Regions from separate parts of the Homo sapiens genome. Here region 1 is linked to region 2. A link is a loop called in an ENCODE intact Hi-C map of the cell type or tissue named here. Cell type or tissue: natural killer cell. All regions are shown on one strand.

Region 1 (5,000 bases), 65 kb after region 2:
TGTGATCTAGAAGGCACCAGCCTTCTCAGGCATCAGGCTGCCTGCCAGCTTGGAAAGCTGTACAAAAGGAAGGGGGGATAAGAAGGTGGTTTCTAAGATTCCTTTAATCTCTGGAAAGCTGTGATTTAACTGTCTTGAGGTCCAAAAAGTGATGGAGGATAAAAGATGATAATTTGTACAACGAACTGAAAGCCAAGCCCCTAGTAAGGAAATGGGAGCGCATTTGTCTGTGGCCATGAATCACAGGTGAGGTGGACACTTCTCTAAGCTGTTGGCCCTGAAAAACACCAGAGATATTTCTGGTTTTATTTTTCTTTTATCCTTCCGCCTGTTCCTCCTGCACCTTTAAAAAAATCTTCCTTGATTTTTCTTTATTTTCACCCTCTCTTTTGGGGAAATGAAAAATGAAAATGAATTGGGGAAATGAAAAATGAAAAAGTCTTGACTTTTTAAAGCTCATTAAGGAACTATTTATTTTTCATTTAAGTTTGCAAGAAATGGTGTTGATAAATGTTGGAAAAATATATAAATACTTTAAAATGCATGGTGGTGTTCTACTGGAATGAGATTGCATGCTAGATTGATTAGACAACGGAAGCTTTGTAGGAGAGTTGATACTACAAAAAATTGAATGTGAAAGCATAAACTGTATGCTTCTCAAGGATAAATGTATTTTTGACTGCTTAAAATATTTTAGCAGTGGTAGATCTGAAACAGAATTAAACATGAGATTGTGGTTTAGAACTTGAACCTACATTATAGTCACTTACATTTTGCTACTGCCAAGATTGGAGTAGCTATCTCTTTAGAACTGTATGATCTAAAGAAAACACTGAAAGTTAAAGAATTTGTGATATAGCTTCATAATTTACCAGTACTAATAGTATTAAGCATTATATACTCTAAGTAAAAACTGCCAATACCACCAGTAGTTGAACACTTAAAATATGCAGTCTGTTCAGTCTTCATGTATAATTTGTAAAATTGTAACAACGTTAAGAGGTTAGGTACTACATTTTTCTCTTCTGCATCCCAAATCACATATCTATTTGAGATTGAAGCAGCAGTTTGAACTCAGGTCTAGCTGATTGTCCACTACTGTACCATAGTGCAAACATTCACATAGCACATAACGTGTACTTTGCATATATTGAGGGAATCAGCGCATCAATCCCAACATGTGGATACTATTATTTTTCCCATTTATAGGTCCTAGCTTGTGGGTAATGGAACTGAAATAATTCTTGTAGTTTTAAGTTGAAAAAATGTGAATAGTGTTAATTCAGAAACAAAATAATTTCTGATGTCGTGAATATATACATTTTAACAGGATGTGGATAGGTTGTTTTCCTCCATTCCGTAGGATTTAATTAAATGTTCTGTTAACTTAAAATGAATAATATCTATGTGTGCTCTCCTGTCTGCCTCATTTCCTACATTGGTGAATCTGGAATTCATGTGTATTTGGCATCTTTTTGCCAAAGAATGTATTAATTATGATAGCAGCACCTAGTGTTTTTATAGCCTTTGAAGTTTTCAGAGTGCTTAATATTACTGACTTCATTTGATTGTCATAATACTCTTGTGAAGACATTCTTCAGATGAGGAAGCTAAGACATGGGGAGGTGCTTGGATAGTGATTCTAGGGTCTCCTTGCTTGGGAAGAGGAACAAGATCTGGAGCTCAGGCCTCTGGCTTCTCAGTCCTGTTTTTCTTGTCCACTGTCTGTGTTTTGGGTCTCACTGCTCTGTGGATGGTCAGGGAAAAGGATGAACTTATAGAAGAAAATTAAAGGAATTTATAAAATTAAAAAACACAGGTGATGTGTTACTTGGCATCTACTTATACTTTAGAAAGAAAGGAAAGATTTAGGATACTGCATGAGTCTGCAGCCCAGTGGTGGTTAAAGTTGTTTACTCTAAATAGGCATGTGATTCACTGATTGTACACATGCAGTCAATTCTTAGCTATACTCTCTTACCCCTTTTCTCATTGTGGTGTTTTCTGCTCACTAAACTTTGTCCAAGCTCTCCCTCTGTTTGGGGTTTAGGAGATTTATTTTGAATCTTAGGCTTGATATGGATGTGTTTTCTTTTGGAAAATCCTGGAAACAGTGTTAACACAAATGATAATTTGTATTTTGTGAGATGGTGAAGAGCATCTATTTGGGCTTCTCTAGAAGGGCTTATGATAATTCTGCCTTTCAGTGCTACCTTTATTCTTAGAATTGAGCTCTTTCCTCAGTAGTAATTCACTTCAAACTCCACCAACATCAACAAAAATTAGAACAGTTTGAAACGCTTTCTACACTTTTTTTTTTAATCACACAGGAAAGAGGAGTGAGTTTAGTAACTTGAACTCATTTAAGAGTCAGCAGAGGCCTTCAGGTTAGATATGACTCTCACTCTTCAGGGTTGTTAAATACTGAAAAAAGCTCCTGAAAGAGGGAGATTTCTTTTCTAAGACTGCTGAGGTCTGGTGGGGGGAGAGGGGGGGAATGGGGGACGTTGAGGGTTTATGTTTTGAAAAACCATTTACTTTCTTACTTTTGAAAAAAGATGAATCTCTTTCTGGCTTTCTGATAATAAAAATAAGTAAAATCTTGTTAGTTAACTTCTTTGCTTAAGAAATGTAATTAAAATGTTTCCCCTGGCATAATATTAGAAATTACTATATTATTTTTTGACATCATGACAGTATCTGTAACTTTGTTCGTTTCCGTACTGTATGTAAAGAATTTTCCATAACTGTTTCAATCGTCAGTTTATGATTAACTCACTCTTTGGAAATGTTTCCTACTGAGCTGTCTGTTGGCACATTGACAGTGCAGAAGCACATGGGATTTTTTCTTTAATGAGACAATTTCTAGAGCGTAATAGAAGTCAGGCTGCCACTGTCCAGATGAGTGACTAAAGTCATCTCCTTACCCTGCCTCTGGGTGAGTGTGAAGGGCCTGCTTCCCATGACACACAGTGTAAAGTGATATGTTTTCTTAAAGAGTATCCATACCTGGCCAGTGGTAGGTCCAGTTGATTTGAATTGCAATAGGATAGTTTCATCATGTTCAGGTTCAGGACAGGCACCGTCAAAAGGAATTCAGAGCATCAGCTTAGGGGTGAGTCAGGGATACAGGTAAGAACATTATTGGGAGAGAGAGAGAGAAAGAGTTGTATTTTAGTTAAGAATTAAACTAAAGAGCTTCTTCACAGCAAAATGAACAGTCAGCAGAGAAAACAGACAACCCACAGAGTAGGAGAAATTCTTCACAATCTATACACCAAACAAAGGACTAATATCAAGAATCTACAAGGAACTCAAATTAGCAAGAAAAATAAAACAAACAGTCCCATCAAAAAGTGGGCTAAGGACATGAATAGACAATTCTCAAAAGAAGACATACAAATGGCCAACAAACATATGAAAAAATGTTCAATATCACTAATGATCAGGGAAATGCAAATCAAAACCACAATGGAATACCACCTTACTCCTGCAAGAATGGCCATAATTAAGAAACCAAAAAATAATAAATGTTGACATGGATGCAGTGATCAGGGAACACTTCTACGCTGCTGGTGGGAATGTAAACTAGTACAACCACTATAGAAAACAGTGTGGAAATTCCTTAAAGAACTAAATGTAGAACTACCATTTGATCCAGCAGTCCCACTACTGGGTATCTACCCAGAGGAAAATAAGTTATTATACGAAAAAGATACTTGCACACCCATGTTTATAGCAGCACAATTCACAATTGCAAAAATGTGGAATCAGCCCAAATGCCCGTCAATCAATGTGGATAAAGAAATTGTATATATGACGGAATACTACTCAGCCATACAAAGGAATGAATTAATGGCATTTGCAGCAACCTGGATGGAACTGGAGACTATTATTCTAAGTGAAGTAACTCAAGAAGGGAAAATCAAACATTGTGTGTTCTCACTCATATGTGGGAGCTAAGCTATGAGGATGCAAATGAATAAGAATGATACAGTGGACTTGGGACTCAGGGGAAAGTGTGAAAAGGAGGTGAGGGATAAAAGACTGCAAATTGGGTTTAGTGTATACTGCTCGGGTGATTGGTGCACCAAAATCTCAGATCACCACTAAATAACTTACTCATGTAACCAAATACCACCTGTTCCCACAGAACCTATGTAAATAAAAAATTGAAAAACAAAACAATACATGGTTTCTGAGTTAGATCTTGGTTTGGATTCCAGTTAAGCTCCCTATTAGTATACAGTCTTGGGCAAGTAACTTGACTTCTTTGAGCTTCAGTTTCCTCATCCATGTATTGAGTTTAGGTGAGTATTAAATGAAATTGTGTATGTCAAGTGCTTAACAGAGTGTCAAGGTCCAAGGTAAGTACTCTTATTGTTAATGTTATTATCACTATTATTATTTTTAATGATTGTGGGATTCATTGGTAAACATAGGTGTCGAATTTTGAATTAAGTGCAAGAGAACTAATGATATTAAAAGGGTGAGATAAGAAATAAAATTCATTCTTTCTAATGTTGTATAGCACTATTTTATTTTATTTTGCACAGCCATCGTTTCTCTTTCCTTCTGTGGCCTTGGATCTCCTTTGAGAAACCACACTTTCCTCTTTCTTAATTACAGAGTTTGGATGGTTTCATCAATTATATCCCATGCCTTTGACCACATAGTGATGGTTCAGGAATGGGGTTAGTCACTCAGTTGGGACCAATAAGACATTTGCAAGGGTAGTTTTATTTTTCTCTCTTCCTGATACAGAAGAGTGTAGATGTGAGTCTACACAAGGAGCTATAACCATCTGGGTACCACATGGAGTTTCAAAATGGACCCAGTTCAGAGGGAATAGAGTTGAAGATGAACCTAGTGACACCCTGTGAAGTGGGAATCAGTGCTGTGCCCAAAGCTAAATGTATATCTATAGGTTTTTCCATGAACCAATACATTCCTCCTTTTCTCTTTTTTGAGCCAGTTTTCACTAGTTCTTTCAACCAAGA
Region 2 (5,000 bases):
GCCACATGGGAGGATAACATTTATGGTCAGAAAAGGGAAAGTAACAGAAAATGGAAGTGAGGTACAGAATCAGCTGGATTGGATATAGCTCAGCGTTTGCCTTATTTGAACACAGTTTGAACAGCTGGCCACCTGAGATTGGCTGAAACTCTGTGATTGGCTGAAACTCTGTGATTGGTACAAGAGTAGGTTATGGTCTATTTACACATCCCATTAGGTTACAGTTCACTGTGTCCATATGTGCAGATAAATCTTTAGGCCAAAATTCCTTTTTCATTGTTCTTTTGTTCTGTAAGTGCTCATTAAATGCCCAGTACATTAGGAGCCTTTGAGGTAATCAAAGCTACTTGTTGACATGAGAATATTTGAGTACTTCATGGGTTTAGTGTCATGAGATAATATCACATAAACCCTTTGGGTTTACCAAAACAGGAAACATGGAGAGAAAGGACAACCAAGTCATCCACTGGGCACTTCTGGATTGTTCTGACATCCTAATTATGTCCCTAGGCTGCAAGCTCTTCCCTCCATGCCTGCTTCCTCTTCCATTTCTGCCCCTTTCTTATCTACAGACCTGTTTCTACAGGGAACAGATATTTCAGTCTTTGGGAATTTATCCCTATTCCCTAGCCCCCCAAAAAACCCACCCCTGTGGTCCTGATAGTTTCCTCCCTTGAGAATCTAGATCCCTAAGACACTCCTGCCTCTCGCCTTCTTGGTCCCATCTGGCGGCTCCTTCCTCCTCAGCTTTCCTTGAGTTTAGGGCTGGCCCTTGACCTTAGTGCCTGAAGGATAGAAGGTGGGGACATTTCTCGAAGTTGGTTAGCCTGTTTTCTGGCTCGGGGATCGCCTCCTCTTCTGTAGGGTAATTGTTTCCCATTTTCATTCTTACCCTTCCCACCACCTGTTTATATATGAAGGGTCAAGAATACCTATAGCCCTGAGTCCATCCTCCCTGGCTCCCCAAGAAGGTTAGGCTTGATTCCATGCCAGGCATGTTGAGAAGACTGCAGACATGCTCTGTGTGACAGAGTGCATTTTATGATGCTTCAAAGCAAGGAGGCAAAGATAAAATGATTTCATTTTTCTATTTTCAGCTTTTTTGAGTTGAGGGTTGCTGGCCTATGAACTTGATCACAAGAGCCTTATTTATTTGGAAAAATGTATTCTAAATTCTAAGGACTAGACATGTTAGTGTACTACATTCTAAAATTTTTCTTAAATTGGGGCCTACCTATAGTGTATAGATATTAATGCAGTCATTATATTGTGTTAATAATTGGGACTACAAGCCTTAACCAGAGTCTTAGAATTTTATGAATTTTAATTTATAATTTTATTTTAAGGGTGCCACTAGAAACCTTGTGATTAACTTTAAGGGCTTTTTGGCTGTAATGACTGTAATTAGGATAATTATGCATACTTTCTTTAGCATTGTGTCAACATGATAGTGAGGGCATAAACAGCCAAGAAGCAGTTATAGGTATTCCCTGCTCATTTTGCATTCATCACACATTCATTGAATGTTTTGTACTTATCTCAAATAGTAGAGGATACCAATGGTGTAAGTTTAAGAATTACATGGTTCTTGTCCTCCAGAAACCATGGAGTCCAGCAGGAAGGAAATGACATACTGGTATTTGGCAGGCAGAGATGGAAGTTTGGTTTGAAGAAAACCTTTTGTGCTGATGTTACAGCTGCTGCAGTCACTAGCCACATTCATTGTGCAAAGGCTGGAGGATTCCACAGTCAGCATGGAAGGGACCAATTAGTCATGCGTGGGTTTCATCCTTGCCTCTATAAGAAGTAACATCTCAATAGTCATGGTGGTGTTTTGAATTTAAATAATCACACATTATTTCTTGGTATGTTTTTCAGATCGCCAAATATTGTGGTTTTGTGTCACATGTGCATTATTTGTTAAAACAGGATTATGGTGTGAATGATGGAGCTGTTTTTTTGGGGTGGCGGTGGAGGGTGTTATGTTTAGACTGTCACTCTTGCTAGGCATCCTTTGCCTGACTGTGTGTAAGGTGTGGCAATCTCAGTAGTCACATTGGCCCTCCCATTTCCCGTAGTCTTTGGAAATCTGACCGGCAGCATTGAGAAGTAAGTAAAAGGGGTGCCCTCTCAGATGTCCCTTCCTTTTAAGGAATGATGTGTATCAAATCACAAGATCGGTCGGGGAAGGAGCAGCGTGACACAGGTGTATCTTTTCTGTGGTTTGCGATGAGGCATAAGTGCATAAATTCCAACCAGGAAAGGAAGTGCAGGGAATTCTACTCTCAGGACATCCTTATGGTCCTGACAACTTCTTTGGCAATGTCAGCAGCCCTTGGCATTTTGTCATGCATTCTTCTCCAACTTGAAATTCAGGCTTAGTGCATGCAGTATGCCACAGTCAGGCTTGTGGCTACTCCAGGAGGGGAGCTGTGACTCATTCTTGAGTCACTTGGCCAGCTTTGGTTTCAATTAAGCAAATGAATGAAAACAATTAAAAACAGAAGTTGCCGACTAAGGCTAATAAAAGGGCAGCAGTAATTTTTGTCTACTGTCACTGTTGTTTCTCTAGATTGTCATATCTTTAAAAACTCGGTAAGACAAATCTGTTAGTGTTTGATTTTAGATTTCTTGTTTATAATCTAAAAATCAGACCCAGAATCTGATTTACCTTTTTGGTTCTAATCTAGTTATATTGTAATTCTAACACTATGCACAACTAATTTATATATTAAATATAGAATTTTTCATTGGCTAAATGCACTTTCCTCAAATTTGTAAGAGGTTTTCCACTATTCAAAAGTGTTACATGTTGCATTAAGTCATTGTTGATTATTCAAATTATTTTCAGATTTATTTTCCAAGTACTAAAAAAAATTGTGGGTGTATTTTCAGGATGTTTTATCTATCAATTCATATTTTTGAGCCCCTCCTCTCCCTTCTCAATTCACATTTTAAAAATTATTAGTTCATCAAATCTAGGAACTGTAATAATGTCCTACGTTTACTTTTCTCCCCAAATCATAAAATTTCAGTAAAGTTTCCAAAAGGGGCATAAATGTGTCCTCATCTCTCACACACTGAAAAGCAAAATTCTTCAACTGATGGGGTATTTTCACCTCTTTGATGTCTGTGTGCCTCTGTCATCGGTGTAGTTCAGAGCCTTATCTCCCTTCCATTAGACCATCACCTGATATACCATGGTTTCTTTCATCTCCTTGTCATTGTAATAGGAACACCTTTCCCTTTGCTGGTTAACTCCTATTTCTCTGCAAAATACAGCATAGGTAATGGCCTTGGTTGGCCTGTCTGTTTTTGGTGCCTCTCCTGTGTGCCTCCCTAGCACTTCCCCTTTGTCATGGTGCACACCACTGCACCCTATTGTCCCTTTGCCTCTGCCTACCTTGCTGTGAACTTATTCAGGTCACGGATGGTTTCTTACTCATTTCTGTAACTGCAATGAGTAAGTGAGTGAATGAAATGTTCATCCTCATTCTGATGGGGAAACTTATTTCTAATTTTAGGGACTGAGGACCAAATTTGTGTATTTGTCAGACCTGGCTTTTCATTTTCTCCAACCACTGAACATTTCAGTGCTCGTAACACTGTAGGAGAGAGTAGACCCTGTGGTCTCTGTGCAGTAGGTGCTGCTGCTCCTTTCTTCCTGGAGAATTATATATTTACTTCTTTGATATACCTTATCACTGTGAATTTTATTTGCTGACTGGCAGTGTAAACTCTGGCTTTCTAGAGGTTTATCTTAGGAAGAACTCAATATTTATTCACTTGAATGAAATCAAATAACATTTGGCTTAATTGCTTTAAAATGAAGGAATAATTAGAAGCAACTGCTTTGCTTTGGAGAACTGTAGGAAACTGTAATCTTACAGCTGTAATTGCCCCCAAATGGAGAAGACCTTAGGAATTTATGTTGAAAGTAGAACACTGCCAATTGTTCTCATTGGCAAATTGGCTGATATGAATGTTTGCCAACCGGAAACTTGCCCCATCAGTTCGCGTAATCTGTGGGAGGTGAATATATTTTATGAAGAAAAGTGATAGAGGGAAATTAGAGGCTATTGTTACTAGTGTGTGATGGGTTCATGTACTACCAACTCTTCTCCTCAAAGCTGCAGATAGCCTGGTCGTGCAAGAATTTGTTTCTTGTAGCACGTCTCCTCTCATTTGCCTCGCTGTGCCGCTATATTTTGTTTAGCATGTGCTTTTCTCTTAATAACAACACAGTGATTCACAAAATTCCCCAGAGTGTGTGTTCAGTCTGAAATTTTCTGAATGTGATATTTGAAAATGCTAAATACAGCATATAATTAAAATTTCAGTGGTTAAGTTTTCATCATAACTTATTTTTGGAACTAAGAGTTTCCTTTTCGAGACTTTTGATGTGTAAGAAGGGTACAGTTTTTAACAGAGCTACCTGTGTTTGTTAGAACTATACTTTTTTGGTTAGAACTATACTTTTCATAGGAGCCGTTCCTCCTGGAGACACATCTTTGTCTGAAATATTTAGGAATTCTTAAGTAATTGTTGCTAATACTCATCTTAGTTAAATGGCTTAAAAAACAATTCCACATATGAAGGATGCACACACACATACACATAGCCTGTTTTGTTCTGTTTCTGTTTTCACAGGAAGAAAAAGAGTGGCAAAATATATCTTCTGCTCTGTTCTAAGGGTTTTGGTCCAGATCACAAGTCTCAGGATTCTTAGCAGCAGAAGAGTTTATGATTCTAAGTAGAGGTGCATCTGTTTCTTGTTGTAATATTAATAGATGACATCCAGGAAAGTCTTGGGTTTTGCAATATTTTCATCTAGCCATTTCACAGAATAGAGAATTTATCCTTATTCTAAAGGATATAATTATTTAAAGAATAAACCATAGAGTTCTTATAATTCCAAGATAATAAGAATAGAAGGCACTTTTGAAATTTCCTTGAATAAATCCTAATTTCTTGGATTAGAATTAAACAGCTTTTTGAGT

Evidence for each region. A loop is a pair of places that touch in the nucleus more often than their neighbours do. Peaks named below come from ENCODE experiments on the same cell type or tissue, not always from the same donor. Only the 100,000 strongest peaks of a DNase experiment are listed, where the experiment ranks them.
Region 1: a loop joins it to region 2, with 6 times the contacts of the local background. A loop is called at or near these places in 7 of 110 quality-filtered maps.

What each region holds. Positions count from the first base shown.
Region 1 is chr1:107,868,826-107,873,825 of GRCh38, reverse strand. All of the region lies in intron 2 of VAV3 (vav guanine nucleotide exchange factor 3), which reads left to right. Among named protein-coding and RNA genes, the nearest start is that of MIR7852, 26 kb to the left of the region's middle. In natural killer cell, no CTCF peak of the experiment used is centred here; no DNase peak of the experiment used is centred here; H3K27ac peaks cover 2,084 bases.
Region 2 is chr1:107,934,059-107,939,058 of GRCh38, reverse strand. The region is part of intron 1 of VAV3 (vav guanine nucleotide exchange factor 3); the gene reads left to right. Among named protein-coding and RNA genes, the nearest start is that of VAV3-AS1, 28 kb to the left of the region's middle. RefSeq lists an enhancer at 2,247-2,783. In natural killer cell, no CTCF peak of the experiment used is centred here; DNase peaks (open chromatin) are centred at 1,958, 2,428 and 3,378; H3K27ac peaks cover 2,129 bases.